2 separate regions of the Homo sapiens genome follow, and region 1 is linked to region 2. A link is an interaction called in ENCODE POLR2A ChIA-PET data of the cell type or tissue named here. Cell type or tissue: MCF 10A. All regions are shown on one strand. Links, peaks and the distances in the headings refer to the core of each region. The heading gives the core; the rest is flanking DNA.

Region 1 (5,376 bases), core at 257-5,256, 190 kb after region 2:
CAATGAGCTATGATCGCACTGCACTCCAGTCTGGGAGGGAGAGCGAGACACACCATCTGTAAAAATAAAAAACCTATGAAATCTTGACAAAGTGAGACATTCATATTTAATTCTTTCGGATGCTATCTTCTCCATTACCAGGGATCATCTTTCTTTTCTAATGTGAGGTGGCATTTAGAATCTCTGTACGTTCCAGATGATTCTCGGCTTCAAGACCCAGCTCGAATGCCACCTCTTCCAAGAAGCTCTGACTGATCACCACAGTTGCACAGCTAGAAATTGTGTCTTCATCCCCTAAATGCCCATGACATTTTTTGTGCGCATCTATTAGGGCATTTATCATCTCCATAGTGGACATCTATGGTATTCTCTTCCCAGCTCACCTGCCCAGTTCTGCTTCTTCCTCTTCTGACTCCAACCATGCCGTTCTCATGGGAGCTGCCATGTTGTTACAGACCCCACAGCTGATTGGTCCAGAGATAGACATCTGACCCAGCTGGGCCAATCAGACACCTTCCCTGTTTTTGTGGCAGTTGCTTTCTTTTTTCTTTCTCACTGAAACTGAGTTAAGTTTAACCTAAAGCTTCTTCCTTACCTGTTGTATATTAATTTGGGTCTAAAGGTTTCTCCATACATTGTGAACTGTAATCTAATTAGGTATGTAAACAGACCGTAAGGTACTCTTGTAACAAGTGGCTAGGTCTCATCCAGTCACAGCTGCTGAGTTTCAGCCAATTGCAGGCCGACCACAGTTCAAACAGTGTACCAATAATGCCAACCGTAACCAATCTAGCTGTTTCTGTACCCCACTTCTGTTTTCTGTATGTAACTTTCCTTTTTCTGTCCATAAATGTAATCTGACCCTTGTGGCAGTCTCTGAGTTGCTGTGAACCTATCCTGGTTCTGCAAGGCTCTGGATTTGTGAATTGCTCTTTCTGCAGTTACACTTTGTTAAATTTAATTTGCCTAAAGTGCCCCCCCCTCCACCGCCAATTAGAGGTAGGGACTCGCTATGTTGCCCAGACTGGACTCAAACTCCTGGGCTCAAGCGATCCTCCCACCTCAGCCTCCCAAGTAGCTGGGACTACAGGCTCGTGCCACCGTACCTAGTTCAGAGTTTTTCTGGTAACATTAGCCACCATGTTCTCTGCCACATGGAGGAACCCTGTCTGTAACTAGAGTGAGAAGACAGCTAAGGCAGAGAGAGAAGCAGAGACACAGAATGAGGAGAGAGAGAGAGAAGAGAGAGAGAGAGTGCATGCAAATGGGCTGATTCCACCTGTTCTTGAAGTTTTCTGTCCTTGCCAAGAGTGGTTGTTTGGTTGATCCCTAGTCACTACATAACCCTCAGAATCCAAAAAATCTTCTGGTAAAACCCTCTTCCAATAAATCTTTTTTTTTAAATTAAGTAATTAGAAGAGTTTTATGTGGTTCTCATCCCAAGTTGCAATGAGCTACTCTGAGTTATTTGCATACATGTTTTCTCTCTCCTACTCATCTGAGGGTTGCCAAATGCCCATCTTAGATACAGTTCTCACTGGCCCAAGGCTAGTGAGAAAACTAGGACAACATAGTGAGTCACTTACATAGGTAATTTTTAAAATTGCCAAATTCTGGGATTAGTCCTTGTTATTGAATTTTATGAGATGATGGTAACAGCAGAAAGTAGCAATTTATTTTTCCTTTTAATATTCTTTGACAAATAACAAGATGTTGGCAATTGTGTACCCCAATTTAGGAAAAAACTTTACTGGGACATGAAATCCCAGTGAAGTGCTGGCCAGGTAATGATTCCTCTGGGTGGGGCCCCCTCTTGGCTCTCAGCAGAGAGCCTTGTAAATGAGTGAGATGAGCTAATGGCTGTAGGGAGCTGTTCTGGTCTCCTGTGTCTTGTAGGAATACGATCTGATTTAGAACAGTTACAGCTTATTCATTCCCCCAGTTCTTTTACGATTTTTCAAGGAGGCTTACTTTTTATTTTTATTTTTTTACTTATTTGCAAAATACCCTATTAGTCCTGCAGGGCCCTTCCTTTCAAATTGATCTCATGTTGATTTTCTCTTTAATCCTAATCACCTGTGTAGGTGTGAGAGTTGAGGTGAAGTCTCCCATCTGGGAAGGTTGAGGGGTCGAGGGTCAGCTCGCTGTGGTGGGGAAACAGCACTGGGGTGGGAGTCAGACAGCACTGTTGTCCACCTATGGTTTCTCCTCTTGCTGGTTGCAAGGCCTCAAGCAACTTGCTTCATTTCTCTGAGCCTCAGTTTCCCCGTCTGTGACATGGGGATGATATCTAGCCTACCTTTTGCACAGGGCTGTTGCAAAGGGTTGAATAAGGCTTTGGTGGCAATTTGGAGCTGAAGGAGGCAGCAGGGGATGGGACAGGTGCCCAGTGTTGTTTTATAGAAGCTGCTAGGGGCCGGGTGTGGTGGTTCATGCCTGTAATCCCAGCACTTTGGGAAGCTGAGGCGGGTGGATCACTTGAGGTCAGGAGTTCCAGACCAGCCCGGCCAACATGGTGAAACCCCGTCTCTACTAAAAATACAAAAATTAGCCCGGTGTGGTTGCATCCGCCTGTAATTCCAGCTACTCAGGAGGCTGAGGTAGAAGAATCACTTGAACCTGGGAGGTGGAGGCTACAGTGAGCCAAGATCACACCACTGCACTCCAGCCTGAGCGACAGAGCAAGACTCCATCACAAAAAATAAAAATAAAAATAAAAATAGAAGCTGATAGGGTATATCTGAGGGGGAAAAGATTCAATAACAGAAATTGAAATGTAGGTAAGCGTGAGGAAGTTGTAAGCACTTCCTAGCTCTGTCTTTTTTTTTTTTTTTTTTGAGACGGAGTTTCACTCTTGTTGCCCAGGGTAAAGTGCAGTGGCGTGATCTCGGCTCACGGCAACCTCCACCTTCTGGGGTCAAGCGATTCTCCTGCCTCAGCCTCCCGAGTAGATGGGATCCACTTCCCAGGTTCAAGCGATTCTCCTGCCTCGGCCTCCCGAGTAGCTGGGATTACAGGCATGCGCCACCATGCCCAGCTAATTTTGTACTTTTAGTAGAGACAGGGTTTCTCCATGTTGATCAGGCTGGTCTCGAACTCGCGAGCTCAGGTGATCCACCCACCTCAGCCTCCCAAAGTGCTGGGATTACAGGTGTGAGCCACTGCACCCGGTCTCTAGCTCTGTCTCTTACTTGAATGTGATCTCACCCTGTGTGACTCAGCTTCCTCATTTGGAAATCCAGGTCTCACAGTCAGGAAGTAACTTTTTGGATACCTTACACTGAACACTGAAGGTTGCATAAGAGTTGGTTACAGGCTGGGTGCAGTGGCTCATGCCTGTAATCCTAGCACTTTGGGAGGCTGAAGTAGGTGGCTCATCTGAAGACAGGAGTTTGAGACCAGCCTGGCCAACATGGCGAAACCCCGACTCTATTAAAAATACAAAAATTAGCCAGGTGTGGTGGCACTTGCCTGTAATCCCAGCTACTCGGGAGGTTGAGGCAGGAGAATCTCTGGAACCCGGGAGGCAGAGGCTGCAGTGAGCAAAGATTGCACCACTGCACTCCAGCTGGAGACAGAGCAAGACTCCGTCTCAAAAAAAAAAGAGATACACTCCAGGTAGATGGGACTGCATGAGCAGCGGCTTGGGTTAGAAATTACGGCAGCATGGATGAGAGACACCGTTCTCATGTATTTTGTTTCAGGAGGACAATAATAATACTTGTTTATTGTGATGACAATTAAATAAGATAATGCAGGTAAGGTGCTTAGCAGAGGCTTGTACATAACCAACTCAGTAATGGTGCTTGTTTTTACCGCCATTTTTGTTGTTGTTTTTACAAATAAAGAAAACAAAGGCTCTGATAGGTGATATGTAGGCCAGGCACACAGCTATTGGTTGTTGAGCAGGATTTGAACCCACAGCTTTTATTTATTTATTTACTTATTTATTTACATTTTTAAATTTAATTTAATTAATTTTTTTTTTGAGATAGGGTCTCACTCATTGCCCAGGCTGCAGTGCAGTGATGTGATCTCAGCTCACTGCAACCTCTGCCTCCCGGGTTCAAGTGATTCTCCTGCCTTAGCCTCCTGAGTAGCTGGGACCACAGGCACATGACATCATGACCAGCTAATTTTTATATTCTTAGTAAAGACAGGGTTTCGCCATATCGGCCAGGCTGGTCTTGAACTCCTGACCTCAAGTGATCCGCCTGCCTTGGCCTCCTAAAGTGCTGGGATTACAGGCGTGAGCCCACTGCGCACAGCCTATTTATTTACTTTTAGAGACAGAGTCTCACTATGTTGTCTAGGGTGGAATGCAGTGGCTATTCACAGTCACAATCCCACCACTGATCAGCACAGTTTTGACCTGCTCCATTTTCATCTTGGGCCTGTTCACCCCTCCTTAGACACCCCTGCTTACAGGAGGTCACCATATTGAAGCTGAACTTAGCACAGACACTCGATCAATATAGTACACTACAGCCTAGAACTCTTGGGCTCAAGAATCCCTAGGCTTATCCTCCTGCCTCAGCCTTCCGAGGAGCGCGAACCACAGGGACACACCACTGTTCCCAGCACCATATCTTCTTGACAGAGACCAGGCTCTGAACCACTGTGTTCAAGTTACCCCACTGTGGGGCCTCTGTTCCTGCCCTAGGGGCCTCCCTGACTCAGCAACTGTGGGTGGCCTTGCTTCTGTGCCTGGACAGCAGAGGAGGTGAGAAGCCTTCCAGTGCCTTGAAAACTAAATACGGCCAGGCCAGGCCTCTGAGGCCCGACCCTCAGGCTTGGCCTGCTCCTGCCTGCTCATATGGGCTGTGGGGCGCTACTCCCTACTCAACTTCCTGGCTCTGCTCCAGGGGGCTCTGGCAGAACCTCCATCCAGATCCTCCTTCTCAGGATCTTGTTGGGAAAAATACTAAAAGAGAACATAAAATGAATGCCTCTTATCCATGCTGCAATAATTCCTAATTCTAAGACTTTGCTCAAGTAATTTGGTCCATGGAGTACCTCTCTAATCAGTGCTTAATGTGTCTTTGGTGGCCAGTGTGAGCTATCAGGAAGAGTTACTTTATAACTGTGAGACCTGCAGTAAGTCACTCATCTCATCCATCCACCCATCCATCCATCCATCCATCTACCCACCCATTGGGCACCTACCTGTGCCAAACACATTACATACAGACTCTTCTTCCAGACCGGAAACTCCATGAGAATTGCAGACCAGGTGTCAAAAGATAATTATTCAGGGCAGGCATGGTGGCTCACGCCTGTAATCCCAGCTCTTTGGGAGGCCGAGGTGGGCGGATCACTTGAGGTCAGGAGTTTGAGACCAGCCTGGCCAACATGGTGAAACCCTGCCTCTACTAG
Region 2 (5,376 bases), core at 286-5,285:
AAAAATATAGAGAGCAGCTGGGCACAGTGGCTTATGCTTATAATCCCAGCACTTTGGGAGGCCGAGGCGGGTGGATCACTTGAAGTCAGGAGTTCGAGACCAGCCTGGCCAACATGGTGAAACCTGGTCTACTAAAAATACAAAAAATTAGCTGGGCGTGGTGGCATGCACCTATAATCCCAGCTACTCGGGAGGCTGAGGCAGGAGAATCACTGGAACCCAGGAGGTGGAGGTTGCAGTGAGTCGAGATCACGCCACTGCACTCCAGCCTGGGTGACAGAGTCAGACTCTGTCTCAAAAAACATTATAGCTAGCTAGCTAGCTAGCTAGAGATAGCTTATATAAAAGTCCTAATATAGGCAGGGCGCGGTGGCTCACACCTGTAATCCCAGCACTTTGGGAGGCTGAGGCGGGCAGATCACAAGGTCAGGAGTTCAAGACCAGCCTGGCCAACATGGTGAAACCCTGTCTCTACTAAAAATACAAAAATTAGCCGGGCGTGGTGGCGTGCACTGGTAGTCCCAGCTACTCAGGAGGCTGAGGCAGGAGAATCGCTTGAACCTGGGAAGCGGAGGTTGTGGTGACCCAAAATTGCACCACTGCACTCCAGCCTGGACAACAGAGCAAGATTCCGTCTCAAAAAAAAAAAAAAAAAAAAAAAAAAAAAAAAAAAAAAGACCCAATATAGTAGAAACTCAGTATGTGTTAACTTCTATTAAAGATGATGACAATGTAATGGCAGCTCACTTTATCAGCCACTTACTGTCACTAGCTGGACAACTTCTCTTAGTAGCTTTCTCTCATTGAAAATAACTAATAGCATCCTATTACTACAAAGAGCCAATGTGAAGAGGAAATAAGCTAATGTATGAGAGAAAGCCTTTTGCCAGGCAAGTGCATTATTATAACTTGCTAAGCACTGCAGATATAAAAGATAAATACACAGGGCACCCTACTTCACCTTTCATGAGCTTATGAAGAGTTGAGGAAGAGAAAGTCTAAATAAAACTCAACAATGCAAGGTGAGAGGCCACAGTGAGTTCTACTACTTCTGAGCACTGCGGGAGGTAGAGAAGAGGGGCAGGAATGAGTTGAAGCAGCTGAGCTAGGGAAGTCTAGAGAAGCAAGTCCCTGAGAATCCCTTTATCTTTCTGGAGTGCCCAATTCCTCCTGGGTGCTCAACAAACACTGATGGCTATTTTTACCCTATAGCTTTTCCTACTTGTCTTATGGAAGGGGAACTTCAGGGTCTTAAGGGCTGGGTATGGCATGAAGAGTATGGCTGTGAAGTGTCTCAAAACTGCACAGTGAGGTTGGAGGCAGAGGGGAAGACTGTTCTTGGTATGTGGCTCACACTCCTCTCAATATAAGATACATGTGGGATGAGCTCTAAATGAGGAGGAGAGAGATATGGGTTCAAGTTCTTGGGTGCTAAATTGCCTTGGACAAGCCCCTTTCCCTCTCTGGGTTGTTTCCCCACCTGTGAAACAAGAGGACAAACAATACCCTGGGTCCCCTTAACTCTGTGCATATCTGTGTTTTTCCCTAGATGATCTGAGGTTCTAATCTTAGCACCACCATTTACCACCTAAGTGATCTTGGGCTAGCCCCTTCACTTCTCATTTGTGAAATGGCAATGTCATCACCTACTTTCAAGGTAGCAGTGAGGATTTTTTCTTTTTTCTTTTTTTTTTTGAGATGGAATTTTGCTCTTATCGCCCAGGCTGGAGTGCAGTGGCACAATCTCGGCTCACTGCAACCTCTGCTTCCCGAGTTCAAGTGATTTTCCCACCTCAGCCTCCTGAGTAGCTGGGATTACTGGCGCATGCCACCACACCCGGCTAATTTTTCTATTTTTAGTAGAGACGGGGTTTCCCCATGTTGGTGAGGCTGGTCTCGAACTCCCGACCTCAAGTGATCTGCCCGCCTTGGCCTCCCGAAGTGCTGCGATTACAGGTGTGAGCCACTATGCCTGGCCTGCAGTGAGGATTAAATGTGGTTCTGAAGAACTATGGGGTGCCCAACAGAGGGCTGGCAGTAGGAGCAGGGGCTTCCTTCTTGCCTCCTGCCTTCTGACTTAGAAGTTCCTGGGCAACCATCTTTCTTCTTCACTAGACTGTTAGCTCCCTGAGGACAAAAACAGCATCCCACTTACTCTTGGTAGACTCAGCACCAAGCAAAGGACCTGGAAGAGCAAAGCCTTAACAAATATTTCCAAACTGAAAATGGTAGGAGTGGCAAGAACCAGTAGCCCAGGTAGGGGAGCACAAGGGTTCCATGGCTCCTGGTCACCAGGTCCTTCTTTTCTTCTGTGTGCAGACTTATTTGCACCCAAATGCAGGCCTGGGCTCTGTTACGCCCTTGCAATGGTATGTGCGCCGCAGGGCATGGGAGCACCAGAACACACCCTCCTTTCCATTGCCAATATCCTGCTTTTGTTTGCTGCAAGTAGCTCTGGCCAGGCCCAGGAGAGGGAGCAGGGAGACAAACAAGTACAGGCATGCAGGAGACAGCCAGGCCAGCCTGCTGGGAAGAACACCTGGCTGGAGAGCAACGTCACCAGTCCACATATCTGTGTCAAGGAATGCCTTTAAAGGGCACAGCCAGCTATGTGGCCAAAGTCACTGCCACACATGTCTCTGAAGAACTGGAAGGTGAACAGCTGACAGGAGGGCTGGGTATGGATCCCTAAGCTGTGTTTTGCCACAGAACACAACTGGGTTCTCAGACCACTTAAGAAGTTGCCATGGTAGACTTCAGAGTTCTAGCTTAGCTATCAATTAACAGCTACTATTTATTGAATGCCAGCCATAATCCAGGTCCTATATGAGGTACCTTATTTATATTATCTCTAATCCTGACAACCCTACGGTAGCAGGATTATCCCTGTTTTACAGAAGACTGAAAAGCAGAGTTAAAGTCAAATCATTCTGCAAAGCTGCCCAATACATAATTGATGGAGCTGGAATGTGAAGCTATGTGTGCTTGGCTGCAAAGCCACATCCACTGTACTATGTCACCGGAGTGAGACAGCACATCTCAACAGCTGAGCCTCAGGATTCTCACCTGTGAAAATAAGGAAGCTGGAGCCCTGACAGCTCAAGACCCTTTGAGTGTTAACACTTCGTGATGCTTCTCCTTTAGCCCAAGTACTGAATGTTAAATAGCACAATTCTCCTCCTTCATATACTTCACAGTGTTCAATTCCCCAGCAGTCTCTGTTCTTTTAAACAAAGAACCCAGAACACACTTTGGAACTGTAAGGTGCTACTCGAACATGTCCCACCTCAGATGCTTAGAGGCCATGGACATCATACGTTCTTCCCAAAGCCAAGGCTGTTTTTCTACCTTTCAATTTTTGGAAGTTTCAAGTGAAAGTCAAAATCTGCCCTGGCTGTAGGTAGAAGAGTACCCAGCTGGGAGGTGGTAAAGCTGAGGTCTGAACCAGTCATCCCACTGTCCTGAGGAGCCAGAGTGAATTGAGCTGAAATCCTCAGGTTAGGGGAGATCACCTAGAGGCCTACATACGCTGAGGCTATGCCTAAGGACAACCTCCAAAACTCATCTTCCAAAACATTACTGAGGGGTTCTGAGGGCTTGGGCAGATACAAAGTGCATGGAACCCTGATGGTCAGTTCAGTGGGTCAACCCAGATCCACACAGAGACCTTTTGAGTCAGCAGAGAACATATGAGTTTTTTAAAAAAGATAATCAGTTGAGATTTTCTCTTTCAAGACCTGGATCCATATTCCTTCTCTGCCATTTACCATCTGTGTCACCCAAGGCCAGTTACTTCATGACTCTGAGCCTCAGTTTCCTCACTTGTACATTGCTAATAATATCTTATGGGGTTATGAGAATTAAATTATGTACAGATGTCTTGCATGATGCCTGGCTCACAGAAGGTAGCCAGTAAGTGTTCATTTCTTTCCCTCCCCAATTTGAGACCACCAAGGGCAAATGCAGACAGACCCCTTTTTCTCCTATGCCTAGCAATATGGACCTGCTTCTCAGCCCAGAATGAAACAGATTTCTGTAAGTGAAAAAGAAAGGTCCTAAAATGACCTTTATTTATCTATCCAAATAGAAATCAACTTTTTTTTTTTTTTTTTAAGAGACAGAGTCTTACTCTGTCACCCAGGCTGGAGTGCAGTGGCACAATCATTGCTCACTGTAGTCTGACCTCCCAGGCTCAAGAGATCCTCCTGCCTCAGCCTCCTGAGTAGCTGGGACTACAGGTGCACACCACCATGCCTGGCTAATTTTTTATTTTTTGTAGAGACAGGGTCTCCCTATGTTGCCCAGGCTGGTCTTAAACTCCTGGACTCAGGTGATCCTCCAGCCTTGGCCTCCCAAAGTGCTGGGATTACAGGAAGGAGCCACCAAGCCCAGCTGAAATCAATTGATTCTAATAGATTTCTAATAATTAGGAAATAGTTACTGTGCATCTAGGATGTGTAAGAACAAGCAGGCAAGGTGCTGTGCTGAGAGAAGCCAAGTGAGATAAGATAGAGGCCCAGCCCTCACTTACATCCAAATTCTTCAGACAAAAATGTTTACAGGTAAATTCTCAACCTTATGGGGTAAAAGAACCAGTCATTATTGCAGTGGATTTACACATGTTAAAGCATAAGCCCTCCCATGTCCTGAGGAAGGCCTGGCTGGATGGTCATCCCTTAACCTCCCAGTGAACAGCCAGTTGTAGAGAAGCTTCTTTCAGCCCCTAGCCTCTGAATTGAGTGGGCTGAAGGAGAGAATGGGAAGCTCCCTCCACCACAGCCTGAGGGCACCTGGAGAGCACCACAACTGGGGATGCCAACTTTTCCCCAGGGCCCAGAAGGGCAGATATGACAGGGGCCTAGAGAGACTCTGTTCCATAAGAGCTCAGTCAAAAATCCCTTTATTACTCCTCCTTCCTGCAGATCCTATAGACTGAAACAGTCTGCCAATTAAGCTGTAATTATTATGGAATATGTTATTGTTGTTTTAAAAAATTAACCAAACACATAATGAAGCCTACGAACAGCAAGAAATAAGTGTTGCTAGAGTGCACTGATTCAGTTCCAACCAAAAACCAGGAAGACTGTAGTTTCAAGTATTTTGTGTAGTTGTACTGCAGTTAAAGACAGGGCCTCCATTATTTGGCAAATAATGGAAAAGAGCTTGTGTGCCTCTGAGGAGCCACATAAGTTGCAGAGCTGGGAACCATTCACCTGATCCAAGTCCTTCATTTTTCAGATAAGGAAAAGAGTCCCAGAGGACCTAAGGCACCTGCCAAAGGTTACTGTGAAGCTGGGCAGAGTTATGCATAATTTTTTCCCTTTAAACATGGATTGCTTTGGAACACAAAGGTTCATTTGTTTTCTTCAAGAGATA

What was found. ChIA-PET counts read pairs that join two places held together with the same protein. Peaks named below come from ENCODE experiments on the same cell type or tissue, not always from the same donor. Only the 100,000 strongest peaks of a DNase experiment are listed, where the experiment ranks them.
Region 1: POLR2A ChIA-PET joins it to region 2 with 9 read pairs; 3 of 35 experiments call an interaction of 5 or more read pairs at or near these places.

What each region holds. Positions count from the first base shown.
Region 1 is chr22:31,059,195-31,064,570 of GRCh38, reverse strand. It overlaps the pseudogene RN7SL633P and a transcript of SMTN not described here. Among named protein-coding and RNA genes, the nearest start is that of SMTN, 19 kb to the left of the region's middle. In MCF 10A, for the core only: no CTCF peak of the experiment used is centred there; DNase peaks (open chromatin) are centred at 1,540 and 3,240.
Region 2 is chr22:31,251,279-31,256,654 of GRCh38, reverse strand. The region is part of intron 2 of LIMK2 (LIM domain kinase 2); the gene reads right to left. Among named protein-coding and RNA genes, the nearest start is that of PIK3IP1, 39 kb to the left of the region's middle. In MCF 10A, for the core only: no CTCF peak of the experiment used is centred there; a DNase peak (open chromatin) is centred at 2,444.